Linked DNA regions of Homo sapiens: region 1 is linked to region 2. The links are chromatin loops, found by intact Hi-C in ENCODE. Cell type or tissue: heart left ventricle. All regions are shown on one strand.

Region 1 (8,000 bases), 69 kb before region 2:
TACAGAGGTTATCATACTTGATAATAAAACTTCGAAAACTTACTTTGTTTGTTGTTGGAAAGACCACAGCGTCTACTACAACTTCTACACGATAGTACACGGGATGTTCTCTTCACTGCAATAAGGCAAACAAAGGAAAAGTCGTGAGAATTGGAAAGATAAAGTAAAACTGTCATTTTGCATTATCAGCATGATTGTGTAGATAGAAAATATATTCGGATATACAGATCAACTATTAGAATAAGTCAGTGAGTTTAACAGCATTACCGATGAAAGGCTAATGTGAGAAATCAGGTGTGTTTCCATATACTTTAATGAACTGTGTAAAAATTTTATTTAAAGTGAAAACTTTTACAGTAGCAGAAAAAATAAAATTTCTAGGAATAAAAGTCATGTGTGCAAGAGTCTTTTACACAGAAAACTGTAAACATTACTGAGAGATATTCAAGAAGTCTTAAGAAAATAAACAGCATACATTATTGAAGGATTCTAAGAATCAATATTGTAATTAAGTTTATTCTCCTAAATTGATTTAAAAATTCAGTGTAACTCCTCTCATAATCTCAGCCCTTCTATTTTACAAATTGAAAAGCTGATCCTAAAATGTGTATGAAAACAAAAAGGATAAAAAATAATGAAGACAAATTGAGAATATAAAACAAGCTTAGAGGTCTTTTACTCTCAGATCTCAAACCTTGTTAAAGCTGCAGCAATGAAAATGGCATAGTGCTGATTGGTGTGAGAATAGACAAATAGGTCAGTGTCATAGAATAGAGTGCAGAAGAAAACCCACGCTTACTATTCACATGATTCGTGGGGAAAGAAAGAAGAGGGGAAAAAAAACTCTTTGCTATGCATTGAGGGAAAGCAATCTTTCTTATAAGTATGGATTGTTTCCATTATATATCCATATTTTTAAAAAGCCTTTGATCTCTACCTCACACAATAAACAAAAATCGTTCCAGGTGTTTTGTATTGAAATAAGAAAAATCAAAAATCTTTTCTAAAAGCGGTCATGAAAAAATACTGAGAAGACCTTGAAGAAATCAAAGATTTCTAAAACAATAAACATATACACAGAGGACTTACCACAGAAGAAAAAAAGACTGAAAACTAGTGCTTTAAACTAGAACTCTGTGTTACAGAATATACCATTAAGAGAATCAAAAGGCAAACCACAGTATAGAAGATAATTATGGTATATATATTCAACAAAGGTTCACACATAGAATATATATATGAAGAACTACTACAAACTAATAGGAAAAGAACATTCAATTGAAGGCAAAATGGGCTGAAAACTTCACTACACACACATCCTCCAAATAAGTGCTCTGAATGGTGGGCACCAAGGATCATCTGAGTACAAATTAAAATGACAGTGAATGAATGAAAATGAGACAGCACACCTGCCAAAATGGCACAAAAAAAGCAAAAAACAAACAAAAAAAATCTGACAATTAAAAGTGTCGACAAAGAAGAGCTCTCATTAACTCTGGCCAGAGCCTCATCTACCTGGAAAGGGTACTTTGTGGAACTATTTGCAGTATCTACTAAAAGGAATTTAGGCTTACCCAGTGAACAAACATTCCTCTTCTCTGAATGTACCCATGAGAAAAGAGTGCCTAGTACCAAGAGAAAAGATACTGGTGAAAATGTTTAGAGTAGCTTTTTCCATAAATAGCCCCAAGCTGGAAACAGCTCAAATGTCCATGAATAGTATTACGCTACATCGTGTTTATAGTCATACCAGGGAACGTAGACAGCAATGAAAAATAACTACAGATGCACACCCATAAGACAGATTGCTGAGTCAGTATACTCTCTTTGATACGTATAATTCTATTTATATAAAGAAAAAACCAGTAAAATAAGTTTATAATGACAGACATCAGAATAGTGGCTACCTATAGTGTTTTGTTTTGTTCTGTTTTGTTTTGTTTTGAGACAGGGTCTCACTCTGTTGCCCAGGCTGGAGTGCAGTGGCATGATCTTGGCTCACTGCAGCCTCTCTGGCTCAAGCCATCCTCCCACTTCAGGCTCCCCACTAGCTGGGACTATAGGCGCACACCACCACATCCAGCTAATTTTTGTATTTATTTATTATTCTTTTTTTTTGGTAGAGATTGAGTTTTGCCATGTTGCCCAGGCTGGTCTTGAACTCCTGAGTTCAAGCACTCCTCCTACCTCGGCCTCCCAAGGTGCTAGGATTACAGGCATGAGCCACTGTGCCTTGCCTGGTTACCTTTTGAAGGGCTATGATTGCAAGGGTAGGAAGGAGGGTTCTGGAATGGTAATAATGTTCTATTACTTGATCTGAATGATACTTATATTTATGTGCTAATTTTTCTCTAAATTAATCATATACTTATGACATGCATAATAAAGTCAAAATATTTTAAGGTCAAATTAATAAAGGGAATGTCCTAAATGAAGATATTCTGTCTGTGAACAATTATATAGTTATATGAGAGAACTTGCTGGGCATAATAGCTGTAACTTTAATCTTTATTAAATATTATTAAATAATAAGTCATTGTTAAATCTATTAAATAGATTTCTTAAATTGTCCCTAATTTTTCATGAGGGCGGTCTGTATCCATTAGCCAGGTGCCTGAGTTTAGCTAATTTTGGTTTTGGGCAGGAGTTGGGAAAGTCAGACTGTTATCTGACTGATTGTTCATGGACTTTAAAATTAGTCTTACACATACCCCAAGATTTAAAAAAAAAAAAATGACAAAAGAAACTGAAATTTCCTGGAAACAGCCGTCATTTGGGATTCAGAAGACAAAAGACATGATTCAAAACCCTGCCCCTTGCTCTTGACGGGCGATCCCTGCCCAGCCCTGAAAAGTCTCCCTGTTGTCCTGGCCCCTGTCCCAAAGCTGTGGCAATAACATGCACTCAAAGACGTGTTTGCTGGAAGAAGACATGTGAAGCATGAATGGAATTTTGCCTTGGCGATAACGTTGAATGTGCTGTTCTGCGATCCTGTACCAATAGGGCACCAGGCCCGCTCTGAAGTCCGCTAATGGCAATCCCCCTTTGTTCCCTCAGGGACACACAAAGCCACTGTTCCCATAGCAACCCTGCCAAGTGATGTCAGAAACCAGGGTTCGGCCTTGAAGGCTACAACACAAGTGCGGTGTTGACCAGCTAGCAATGACGACAACCCCGAAGACAGCGCCGTGCCTCCAGCAACAGAAATCAGCAGTGCACGTGTGTGCACACACTGTGTCTTGTTTTATGCTTAAAAATTGTGAATAATCCATTTTTAAGTGTGTGTATTCTCTAGAAGCCTGTGTTTCTCCTGATGTGTGTTTTATGCTTAAAAATTGTAAATAATCCATTTTTAAGTGTGTATATTCTTTAGAAGCCCGTGTTTCTCCTGATGTGTCATATCACTTGGAAAATCAGATTTCCTTTTGCTTTCATGAAGACCTATTTTCTGAAATTGAAGATGAAATGATTCATTTGCTCAAACCCTTAAAATGTCCTGACTTTATTCCTTAGGGAGGTTCATCATGTTCAGAGGAGAAGAGAGTGAAGGATTGTTTAATAAAGACCAATCATGTAAATTTTATGATATACATCATTGTTTTAATATACATAGTTGTTTGACTTGGAGAACTCACAGTAAAGAAGACAATTATAGAAATATATTATGGATTTTTGGCTGGGCACGGTGACTCATGCCTGTAATTGAAGCACTCTGGGAGACCAAGGCGGGTGGATCACCTGAGGTTGGGAGTTCGAGACCAGCCTGGCCAATATGGTGAAACCCCATCTCTACTAAAAATACAAAAATTAGCCGGGCATGATGGTGGGCACCTGTAATCCCAGTTACATGGGAGGCTGAAGCAGGAGAATTGCTTGAACCTGGGAGGTGGAGATTGCAGTGAGCCGAGATCGCATCACACACACCAGCCCGGGCAACGAGAGCAAAACTCTCAAAAAAAAAAAAAAAGAAAAGAAATATATTATGGATTTTTAAAAGAGAAAATATTTTATAAAAATTCTAACCTCACTGTCAAATAGCAATCGGCCTCTTTCCTTCAGTTTCCAGGGAAATCAATAGCAGCTCAAATTTAGAAGTTCTGCTTTGAGCCTTTTCAAATCACGCTGTGATTGAGCATTTTACGTGTGACACCATTAGCCAGAGGAACAATCCTGGTTCTGTTGTGTTTTTTTTTTTCTTTTTCAATAGATTTTAGAGAGAAAATGAGACATTGATTGAAGGGTAATCCTTAACATAGAAGGGATTGGAATAACTGTTAAATTTTGCAGATTCTTCAGTTAAACTACTGTGAAAGTCTTGACGTTAGCCTACAAAAAAGCCTTTTATTACAAACTCCATACTTGCTAAAGTGCTGTCTTTTGATACTGCAGTTTTGTTTCTGTAATATATTTATTATTCAGAACAAATGAAATTCTCCAATGTATTTTGCTTGTTAATGTCATTTACCCACGATCTATGAAATGACTAAACTTATACATATATATACACACACATATTAACATTTATGCATCTGTACATTTTATGTATCTGCACCAGTGATATAACAATAATTTTTATTCCTATGTTACATAAAAACTTAGTAGTGAGTCTCATTCAACTTCACAACCCATGAAATAATTTCTGTTTCAACCTATATGAGCCAAGGGGAAATTGTTTAAATAATATATTTATATTTCATATTTTAAAATGGTCTCTATCTTACCAAAAAAGTGACACAGGCATACTGCTGAGATAAGGCAAATGTGCAGCAGTCACAGGAATAGCAGTGCTCACTGGGTGCTGGTACAGTTTCAGGTATTGGGCTGGGAGTTGTCCAGTCGTCACCTTCTTTAATCTTCACGACAACTCTAACATCGAGTGCTGTAGTTCCCAATTTACTGGGGCAAAAAGACAGGTTACGTCACTGGCTGAAACGGGCTGACCTCAGTGTCAAATCCAGGTTTTGCTGGTCACAGAAACAAAGCTTTTAAAAATCTCTCCAAATACTACCTCTAGGATTCCTGGAGGCCAGACACCCTAAAGACCAGCAGGAGCCTCTGACACTCCATCCACGCCCCCACTACAGGGAACTGGTGATTACACGATGAATAAACGCATCTTACAAGAATGGGAGCCACCACTTAGGGCCAAGCTATTTGTGACTAAAAAGCAAACAAAAGAATCTGCTCAAGGTGAAATTTGATCGTTGCCCATTGACTCTCAGGTGACATGGCCTCCAAGTATAACAGTGAATCCCCCGAGGGCCAAAAATTGCCTTGGAAAATATGATTGTGACCTCTATTTCTCTGTTGCCATGGAGTTATGCCTCTTGTCTGTTGATGGAAGGTCAATCATTGTATTTACACGCAGTGAACAGTGAACATATATAATGCCTATGGTCTATTATTATTTCTTTGCAGGAGGTTTATTACAGGGTTTGGTATGCAATCTAAATTAAATGTCTCGAGAAAAATAATGCTTTTAAGTTTAGGCAATTTTAGAGAATTCTTTGAGTGAGATTCCCTCTTTAAAATTCCACTGAATTTTCTGATTGCCTTTGAAGTTGTTTCTGTCTGAAACTAGTATATTTATTTCCTTTTTAAAGGAGATTTTTTCTTTTCAATCATCTACTACAAAATAACTTTCTTTTATGTTTATGAGACATTAGATACAATTATTTTCTAAGTCCATCTCTGTAAACAACTTTGTAATTTTTAGCCTTTCAAATGTCATTATCATAAACACGAATCAGCACTGGTTCTGCTCCTTGTTGGCTTTGAAGCGGCATTTAAAATCCCCGTGGCTCTGAAGCCCTCATCGACCTGGGTCACCTGGGTGAGTAAATTCAGCCAGCAAGTTACTGTGGGTTCCACGTTATCGTTTTCCAAATTCCTGGCACTGCTGATACGTGCAAGCTGCCCACTTTGAAAATGGAATGTGCCATTTCATCCTACTCAAAAGTGGGTGGAGAGAAAGAAGTGTTTCACTGAGGGTATTTGTGCGAGTGGACTGCGGATGGTGGAGGAATCGTGCTTCGCACTGTGGCGGCTGGTTTTTGGCCATCCTCTCAATGAGCGCTTTAAAGCTGAGTCCATTAGATTATATTTTAGGCTCAGGGGTCTTATAGGTCATTTCACTCTACACTCCTCTTTGAATCCTGGAAAGATTAAGTATGATAGGCAACTTATTTAGTGCTCTTGCCACCAGTGTTTTGATGGGTCAGTCAAAAGCACATGTCGTTGAAGGTGCAGTAACCTCTGATGGGCTGTGTTCTGCTCAGTGGAGCAACAATAAATCTTATTTTTTCCAACCCTTGGCAGATACCTGTTAAATAAGCTTTGTTGATTTCTTCCCACATTCTCCCTGTTGGGTCGGGGTTCAGTCATTTGCTAACCGTATTATTTTGAGCAAGTCACTTCACCTCTCTAAGTCTAATAAAATACAAATAATGGTGACACCCTTGTAGATGGCTGTAAGGATGCAATGAGCACCGGTCCATGAAGCACTAGGCACAAAACACAAATTAACTCCCAAATATTTTCAGAACACAACATATTCAGTCACGGCATGTGTAGAGAACATGTGTCACTCTGTAGTTGGCTTGTGATGGAGAGCCTGCAGCCTGGACTCGGCTGTGCTGAGAGCTGAAGGAACCACATGGCTGAGTGGTCTTGGGAGACCCATCTCCTGCCCAGTGCACCGAAGCTGGGACACTGAGGCTTAAGCTACTGGCTTGTGCTGGGAGGTGAGAAGGCTCTGACCCAGGGTGAATTCCAGAGAATGCACCGTCTATGTGTAAGCACTGGATAGCAATGCATAGGAATTATCAAGATGTCTTTATGTGTGTGCATATATTTTTAGAAGTTTTAAAAAGTATGAAAATACCAGCTGGGCACAGTGGCTCATGCCTGTAATCCCAGCACTTTGGGAGGCTGAGGTGGGTGGATCCCCTGAGGTCAGGAGTTCGAGACCAGCTTGACCAACATGGAGAAACCCCTTATCTACCAAAAAAAAAAAAATACAAAATTAGCCGGGCTTGGTGGTGCATGCCTGTGATCCCAGCTACTCAGGAGGCTGAGGCAGGAGAATCGCTTGAACCCGGGAGGAGGAAGTTGCAGTGAGCCGAGATCGCGCCACTGCACTCCAACCTGGGCAATAAGAGTGAAACTCCGTCTCAAAAAAAAAAAAGAAAAGAAAATATCAATGTATTAAATTTGGAAGACTGTACCATTGGAAAAATCCTGTAGTCCAAAAAGTTATTAGGATATATGTTTTTTTCTATATGTATACTTAGGTAAAGAAACAGTGTACAGGGCTGAGTGAGGACTGAATTCTAGTTCTCACCTTGCCACGATGCAACTTAGATGCATCTTTTTAATCTTTCTAAGCCTCAGTTGTCTCATCTGTGAAATTAATAGATTAGGCCACATAATCTTTAAAATTCCCTCTACTGATATTTTATGGTCCCAAAAATATTCTTGGCATGCATGCGGAGCTGAGAATGTCCACTATGATTTGTAAGATTATTTTCATACCCCCATGCTTTAACTGTTCAAGTTTACCTTGTTGTGGATATGATGGAGTCTAGCTTGTGCTGTGACTTTTCCCCACATTTGCCCTATGTCAGAGGCTGGCTGAAAGCCAGCAGGGGTACATTCTAGCATAGGTGTAAAGACTTACAAAGAGGCGAAGTAGATTCTTCTATACAGTAGTATCACTGGACACCCCGTGGCTCATGCCTGTAATCCCAGCACTTTGGGAGGCTGAGGCAGTCAGATCACCTGAGGTCAGGAGTTTGAGACCAGCCTGGCCAACATAGTGAAATCCCATCTCTACTAAAAATACAAAAATTAGCTGGGCGTAGTGGCACATGCCTGTAATCCCAGCTACTCAGGAGGCTGAGGCAAGAGAATGGCTTGAACCTGGGAGGCGGAAGTTGCAGTGAACCGAGATCAGACCACTGCACTCCAGCCTGGGGGGCACAGCAAGACTTTGTCTTAAT
Region 2 (8,000 bases):
GTTTGTTTTGAGACAGGGTCTGACTCTGTCACCCAGGCTGGAGCACAGGGGTGCCATATGCTGCAGCTGCCACCTCCCAGACTCACTCGACCCTCTCACCTCAGCCTCCTGAGTAGCTGGGACTACAGGTGTCTGCCACCATGCCTGGCTAATTTTTGTATTTTTTGTAGAGATGAGGTCTCATGTTGCCCAGGCTGGTCTCAAACTCCTGGGCTCAAGCAGTTCACCTGCTTTGGCCTCCCAAAGTGTTGGTGTTACAGGCATGAGCCACTGCACACTGCAAAAGTAGACATTTAAAAAGCATATTGTTTTGTCAAAGATGACAGCAGCCCCATGACACCATGCATACATTAAATGTAGAGCACTTGATTACATAATGTCTTGGCAGCATACAGGAGATCAATGTTGTCTCAAAACAAACCCTTCTTCACAGGAAGTGGTGCTTCATTCTCTTTCTTCAGTGTGAGCCAAGGACCAGCTGCTGGAACTGATGACATGAAGGCAAGGTGCCGCTCCATTAGGCTCTGTTTCTTACCTGCTGCAGATCAAACTCATAGAGAAATGATAGGAACAGCCCAAGAACATAAAGAAAGCCCAGAAATATTACAAGGGCACATTTTCCCTCCTCTGATTATTTTTGATAGCAGTTAAAAACATTTCTTAAAGGAAAATACTTTTTTTATCATAATGAAGAGATAGGCAAGCTTTTGCTTACCTCATTTAGTCAGACATCTTTTTTTTTCTCTTATCTCCTTTCTTCATTTTCTGTCTTATCTTACTGGTACCTAGAAAGCAAAATGGAAGCAAAAGAATTTGTGCATGTTCATTTGCAAAGCTGCTGGCTCTGCTGCTGTGGCTGTTTGCAGATGTAACTGGGTGCTAGACGTGCTTCTCTTGTTGTCCTAAAATTTTCAGCAGAAGCTCCCAACTGCACCACTACCACCACCAACAACAACCACAGGCACAAAGGACTTTCGCCCACTGCAGGTGGCTGCTGGACACTCTACTCAGGCTGTGGAGACAGGGGAACAGGGGAGCACCGTGGGCAGAGCTACTGCATCATCACCTTCACCATGATATACGGGAAGGTGACAACATCAGCAGTGAGGGGCTGAGGAGGTTTGGAAAGCGCCTGCCCTGCCTCTGCTTACCCCACGGGAGAAGGGAATTGCTCCCTTCTCACCTCAGGATAAGTCAGATAAGCCTCACAAAAAGCAGTTAAAGAGCTTGAGCCACATCCCTGGGATCTGAGGAAGAAGTGACTAATATTTGACTTATGCCTGAGAAAGGATAAAGGTGAGTCTGGCTGGATCTTTCAGACGGGAGAGAGGCCATACCCTTTTACTGACAATGGGACCACAGTATGCACTTGCTGGATGTGGGCCTCGTGCATGACAGCTGGGTCCCTCTGCTGAGAGGGAGTCTATCCAGAGGCCTCATGCGCAGGAGACCCAGTGGTGTCTATGCCCATCCCTCCAGGAACCTGCCTGGAATTCCATCTCTGGGGAGGAAACGCCAGCAGAGGGACAGACCTGGGGAAGAAAGAAGCTGCTTTTCATTGTCTCCTGGTGGATCTAGTTTATTTAATGCTAAATTAAATTAAATTAGCACCTCCTAATAGATTTGCATCTTTTCAGAGAATCCTTCTGGGTAGCATCGTCCACTCCTTGAGAGAGAATTGACCGGCCTTTGGTAGAAGAGGAGGCATGGTCTGTATGGCAGGAACACAAGGCGTGAAAAGGCCTCACAGGCCCTCACTGGCTCATCCACTACATATTGAGGCTTCACGCATTTGTCTCAAGTCCAACCAGAGCCATGCCTCTTTCAGTCCTTAACCCTTCACCCACACCACCTGTGTGCACAGACATGTATGTCTCAGGGAAGGTTATAAATGAAGCTTATTTGCCATTTACTTCTCTGCATGGACTTTTTTAGGTCCTTCTCTCAGCATGGCAGAATGTATAAAAAATTGATCATTCCTTGTGCTTGAGCTATCAGGGCCACCATATCTGACAAGCACGAGGAGCAGGTTGTTGTTATTTTTGATTGTTCCTGTTGGAACACAGCTATGCTCATTGGTTTACAGTGCCCATGCCGCTTTTATGCAGTGGCCACAGAGTTGAGTAGCAGCAACCGAGACGTTACAGTGCACAAAGACTGAAATAGATACTATCTGGTCCTTAACACAGGAAGTGTGCAAACCACCCCCCAACCGTATAGGATCTGGCAAACCAGACCCTAGAACTGTGGGACGAATACCAAGATGAAGGTCAAGTCCCAAATTCCCTGTCCTTACCTGCCCTGGGGCCAGCTTTGGGACACAGAGCCGTGAGGAACATGGGCTCTCTCTCCTGCCACCCTTCTTCTTCCTCTTACAAATGTAGCCATTTCACTACCTGCATGTGTTCTAAAATCTAGTGTCCTTTACAATTAAAAGCCACCTAGAAACGCAAGCATGCCCATCGCATAGATTGCATGGTCAATGGCTCCATACAGAGTCCCTTTAAAGAAAATTTACCAAAATTTACAACTTAAAAAAAGTGAAAAATTTTACCAAAATTTATAACTTAAAAAAAAGTGAGCCTTTTGCTTCCTGGTAGTAGAGGTTGGAGCTGTGATAATATTATGGGCACATATTATTATGTGCCCATAATAATATGGGCAAGGCACCTCATTTCAGTATGCACCTGTGAGGAACAGGCCAGCCATTGTATCATGTACTGAGTGAATAAACTGAAATCTAATCCAAGAACATGACGTTCGAGGTGAAGGTAAGAAATATCACATTACATTGGAACAGATGGAGCAACAATGACTGCAAATGGATGTGAAATTCACTCGGAAGTTTTTCTATTATTTTTATCACTCTAATTCAAAATACACCTGCCAGCATTCTTTTCTCTGATTCACAAGCACCTCTTTAAAAACAGACACAGTGTAACTAAAAGATAAATATTTAAGGTGATGGATATCCCAGTTACCATTTGATTACATGGAAGTATTAGATTATTACAGGTACCCCCAAATATGTACATCTACTATATATCAATAAGAAAAGGCTTGGAAAGTAAAAAAGGAAAAAAAACAGACATATACACACCCAATAGTGCACGTGCACATAACATCTAATTTTAAGTAGAAACGCAGTGATTTCATATCATAAAGAAAAGGAGTTTGGGGCCTTCCGTGCTGAGCCTTAGTGTTGGTAGGAAACACTAACAGGCAGTGCTGGGGACAAAATCTGTGGGACTCAAACAAAACGAAAATGTGGGTCCCCTTGTGAAGAAATCATGCAGATGGCCAAGGCCAGGACAGCAGAGGGCTAAGCTAAGTTCGTGTCCCATTCCCTGCAGCCAGCACTGCCCAGGAGCCGCCTTCCATTCTCAAACATGTAACACAGAGGCACCCGATGGCAGAGATGGCTTCACGCTAGCTGTGCAAAGCTGCCCACCATCATCCTGGAAATCATGCAGACGGCCAAGCCCAGGACCGTAGGGCACTAAGCTAAGTTCATGTCCCCTTCCCTGCAGCCAGCACTGCCTAGGAGCGGCCTTCCATTCTCAAACATGTAACACAGAGGCACCCGATGGCAGAGACGGCTTCACGCCAGCTGTGCAAAGCTGCCCACCATCATCCTGGAAATCATGCAGACGGCCAAGCCCAGGACCCTAGGGCACTAAGCTAAGTTCGTGTCCCCTTCCCTGCAGCCAGCACTGCCTAGGAGCGGCCTTCCATTCTCAAACATGTAACACAGATGCACACGATGGCAGAGACGGCTTCACGCTAGCTGTGCAAAGCTGCCCACGGTCATCCTGGGCCATGGTGCAAACTAGACGGTGGAGCAAAGGAAGTTTCAAAGCAAGCGCCCCTTCCTCTTCTTGGGCAAAACAACTTCTCTTTTGTGTTCTTCCAGCAGCCTCGACTGTAAAGACCTTTCGGTCACTGCATTAGCCCTTGTCTTTCCATCTGGCTACTCAGCTGCTGCTATTAGCTGAAACATCACTTAAAACAAGAAGCAAGGCATTAAATGTTTCATTCACCCAGGCAGCAGCTGTGGGGAGATAAAGGATGACATGCAATGGAGACTTTAAACACCAGAGCCCTGAGAGGACAGGGGTCTTGGGCGGCACCTCTTATTTTATCGGTGGGCAGCAGGCCTGTCCCAGGGAGTGGTCACTGGGGAGCCAAGCCTGTCAAACACCTTTTGGCAGGAATTGTCACAAAACAGGAACCTGCTGGGAGGACAGAGACATTTCAGCCAAAAAACAAAGGCCCTCGAGCCTTGGGCATTTTATTTTGCTTTGAAAAAAGACCTTTCAGCGAAGAAAATGGCATCATTGTTCTGCTCCTGAGCACTGATACCACAGCGGGGTCACTGTCCCCTAGTGCCCAGCACACCCTGCACAGCCTTGGGGACAGGGGCAGGGGCTGAGGGGCCACAGGAAGGCCCCAGTGAGGGGGAAATTGTCCTTCAGTACAGAACACTCATTTGCAGGGAATGTGGGGCTCGAGCCAAAAGGGCTGGCTGGCTTCATCGAGGCTGTGCATCGTGTTTGAAAGTGTGTTGAGCCATGTTTGTCCCCAGTGCCAGTCCCCACCTCCTATCCGGCAGGGCCGTCCAAGGTCAACGAGAAGAAATGAGTCTTTACTGAAATGCAGAAAGTACTGTGCTTCCCCAGCATCTGGAAAACCTGCCCTCCCTACAGCAGTGCCACTGGGGACAACGCTGTGTTCTCCTTGGGGGTGTGGCCAGTGGCCTCCCACTGTGGAAGACGGCCTGCAGGGCCTCTCTGCGAAGGTGACAACTCCTCTCAGCCGCTCCCTTGGCGAGTCCCTGTGCTAGATGAGCGGCTCGCTGGTTCCGATCATTCCTTTCTTCATTTGTTAACGGGGATTAAAGGACATTTCTCCAAGACCCCCTCCAGAATCTGCAAGACCCAGTGCAAAATGAACATGCAGGCCCCATGAACAAGCAAGGTTAAGAATTTCAAGGCAGTGACGAGGGGGCATTAAAGAACCCAGCATGGGGCCCTGCTAAGCTTGGGCCGGAGCGCCCGCCCAGGTGGCCCGTCCGTGACTTCTGCCCTGTGTGCTTGCCCGGATTGTTAGGAAGAGTGATCAGAAACGTGTGTGAAATCGGAGTGCTGCCCAGCTCTTGATAGATCCCGGGTGGATGATGGTCCAACTTAAACAGATGGCCAGGAAGGAAGGAAAGGTATTTCCGTGGAAATCATCTAAATCAAGATGCAGAGCCCACGTGTGAAAAGAATGTGTTGCTAAGAAGTCATTATTTAGATACAATGAGATCAAACTATATAAAGAAAATGAAGTGGAAATATGGGTTTTACCTGCCCCTCTCTCCTCCCAGTGAGAAAATGGAGTTGAAATATGGATTTTGTTTGCCCCCTTCCAAGGCGAAGAGGACGTTTGATGATGTCCACGTCCGAGGGCTGTGCCTGAGCATCAGAGGCAAATGGAAGTCAGGTCTCCTATGAAGACAGAAGTTCCAGTGACCCCAGTTGGAGAACACCAATCTCTTCTAAAAACAGAAAGTTCAGAAATCACAGCCTGAGTAGGCACTGACAGGTGTCATGTTCGTATTTTTACCCTAGCTCCATACATGAACATTTATTAACCATTATGAACATCTTAGAACAAGTAATTTTTCCTCCCTATGTATTATAACCTAGAGAGTGAAACTAAGAGAGTCTCATAAGGAACATGGACTCTTTCTATTCCCTTAAAAGGCTCTGCATGTAACACAATCTTCCTCACAAGAGACTTAAACAGATCGATCCTGTCCCCTAAAAATGTGTAGGCAGTATTTTCTGCCTGTAACTTCTGAAAACTTCCATAAATTTCCTTTCTGCTGTATGAAAGGACTTCCTTTCATCTATCCTAAAACTACCCTCTTCAAACTTCAAAGGCTGACGCCACAGTTTAAATATTCTGGGATTTGGCTAAGAGGTCCATGATCACGTTAGCAATGCCTTTCATGAATTTACAAACTTTGATCATTTCTTCACCTCGGCCTTCATCTTTCAGACAAAAGAACTCTAATTTTTTCAGTCAGTTCTTACAAGGAAGACATTCCAGCCACCTCCTCCTAACATTTGGTTCCCCGTTCTTCCCATATTGAAAGAATGTATCTGTCTGTCTATAAAAGCAAGATGAGGGATGATACATGCAAAGTTTCCCATGAACAGCTGCAACATAGCTTTTGAAGAGTAGGAAAATATTTTGTTTCTATTTTTAAACACCAGGTTAGATCGTTCTAAGAATGGTTAACTTTTTCTCCTGAGGTAATAACACATTAGACTGATTTTGACAGTGCATAATCCAAGTCCATGGCTCATATCTTTTTAAGATCAAAATTTGGATTACATTTTCCAAAAAGTCCTCCTACCTTCCCTACATTAAAGATATGGGCCATTTTTTTCTACTCATTCTTGCAGCAAAATTAGGTCCTAATAGCCCATAATAGCTCATGGTATTTTAACCTTCCAATTAAAATACAAATGCATTCACAGTCACAGAGTTAGAAGAAACACTATATGATTTTCAAAAAACCACTGAGCATCTCCCACATGCAAAGAACCAGGCCCTAAGAGTTAACGTGAGAAGATGGGAATAAATGTTAATGTGGAAGGTGTATTTTATCTGAGTCAAATCCCTTTATAGACCTTACCAATTGGCTCTTATTCCTACCTGTTCACCCAGGATATTCAGCAACTCGGACATCTGTGAGCCTCAACAGAGGTCTCCTTCCTTAAACCAAGAGGCCTTCTCCCTTGAGCTGATGTTGCCTCCCTACAAGACACTAGGGATGTGGCAATGCCAAGTTAAACTTTGACAAAAATGGTGGGGAAAAAAACACTTTCCTCTTTGCATTACAATCGCTTCAAGGGGTTCCAAATCGAAGCTACGTGCACCCCGACACTTCGTGGAGTTTTTATTTTGTTTCATAAACTCATTCTTGATCTCTCACTGACAGCCTATGCTTTGCATAAAATTAGGGAACAAATACTCGGAATTATCACCATACCCGTAATAAAAGATTCTGTGATACCAGGTTGTGCCTTTTTCTATCCTCAGGAGGACTCAGGGGTGAGATATGTTCAGATGTATTTCAGCACCTGCCATTGACACCCCTTTGGCTAAAGCTCAAATCCCTGTTCCCAAACCAGAGCGCACAGTCCTGTGAGGACAGGTGGGTGGGGGAGAAGCAGTGTCTAAAAATAAGTTTCAGAAATGAGCAGAGGAGCAGGGGCCTGTCCGTAATGTGTTGGAGATTCGACAGGGTTAGAGTTCCTGGTGGCCGGGTGTCAGGCTGCTTTCAAACTCCCGGTCATCATGCGGTTGGAGGTGACTTCAACTCACAGCCTGCGGGTTCTCATTCCCAAATGATGACATCGAGGCACAGGGAGGCTAAAGTTCTTCACTGAGTTTACACAAAATGCTGGTGAGCTACAGAATTACAGAATCTGAGCTGCAAAATCATTCTCTTAACACCACCAGGTAATTCATAAAATATATTAAAAATAGCGTTCATCAATGGACTCCTCGCAAGCATTTCTCTTCATATTCTAACCAGAGTCTAGCTTATAACAAAATAGTTTAAAATATGAGTATTAACTAGAAAGTTTAATTAAACCAAAAAACATTTACTAAGCACCAACTATGTGCAGAGGAGGACGCAGGTACTGCAGAGAATACCAACGCGAGTGATTTTGTTTGAAGGTCAAAGCAGATTCTGGAAAGATAAAAGTGAATTACGTCCTTCCTTTTGATTGCATACTTATGTACAGCCCTGCAAAACTTTTCATTTGTTATGCAAGATATTCCATTATATAAACCATTTTGCCTTTTACCCAAGAGTGCTTCTATTTCTCCTCAATAAGCCTAGCTCTTAGGTTGGTGTTAAGCAATTTCACATAAATGGAGCTGAGATTCTTCAACTTGTAGTTAGAGTTTTCTCACAATCCTGCTTTAGAGATGTG

The links. Peaks named below come from ENCODE experiments on the same cell type or tissue, not always from the same donor. Only the 100,000 strongest peaks of a DNase experiment are listed, where the experiment ranks them.
Region 1: a loop joins it to region 2, with 2.9 times the contacts of the local background. A loop is called at or near these places in 9 of 110 quality-filtered maps.

What each region holds. Positions count from the first base shown.
Region 1 is chr10:3,497,610-3,505,609 of GRCh38, forward strand. LINC02669 (long intergenic non-protein coding RNA 2669) reads right to left here and starts at 5,229. Exons shown (of 5, transcript NR_155743.1): 1 at 4,722-5,229; 2 at 1,575-1,625; 3 at 44-115. The region is part of intron 1 of LOC105376360 (a long non-coding RNA gene); the gene reads left to right. LOC124902538 (a long non-coding RNA gene) reads left to right here. Exons shown (of 2, transcript XR_007062362.1): 2 at 3,058-3,583. In heart left ventricle, no CTCF peak of the experiment used is centred here; a DNase peak (open chromatin) is centred at 3,014; H3K27ac peaks cover 1,598 bases.
Region 2 is chr10:3,566,450-3,574,449 of GRCh38, forward strand. All of the region lies in intron 1 of LOC105376360 (a long non-coding RNA gene), which reads left to right. Among named protein-coding and RNA genes, the nearest start is that of LINC02669, 68 kb to the left of the region's middle. In heart left ventricle, no CTCF peak of the experiment used is centred here; a DNase peak (open chromatin) is centred at 4,546; H3K27ac peaks cover 590 bases.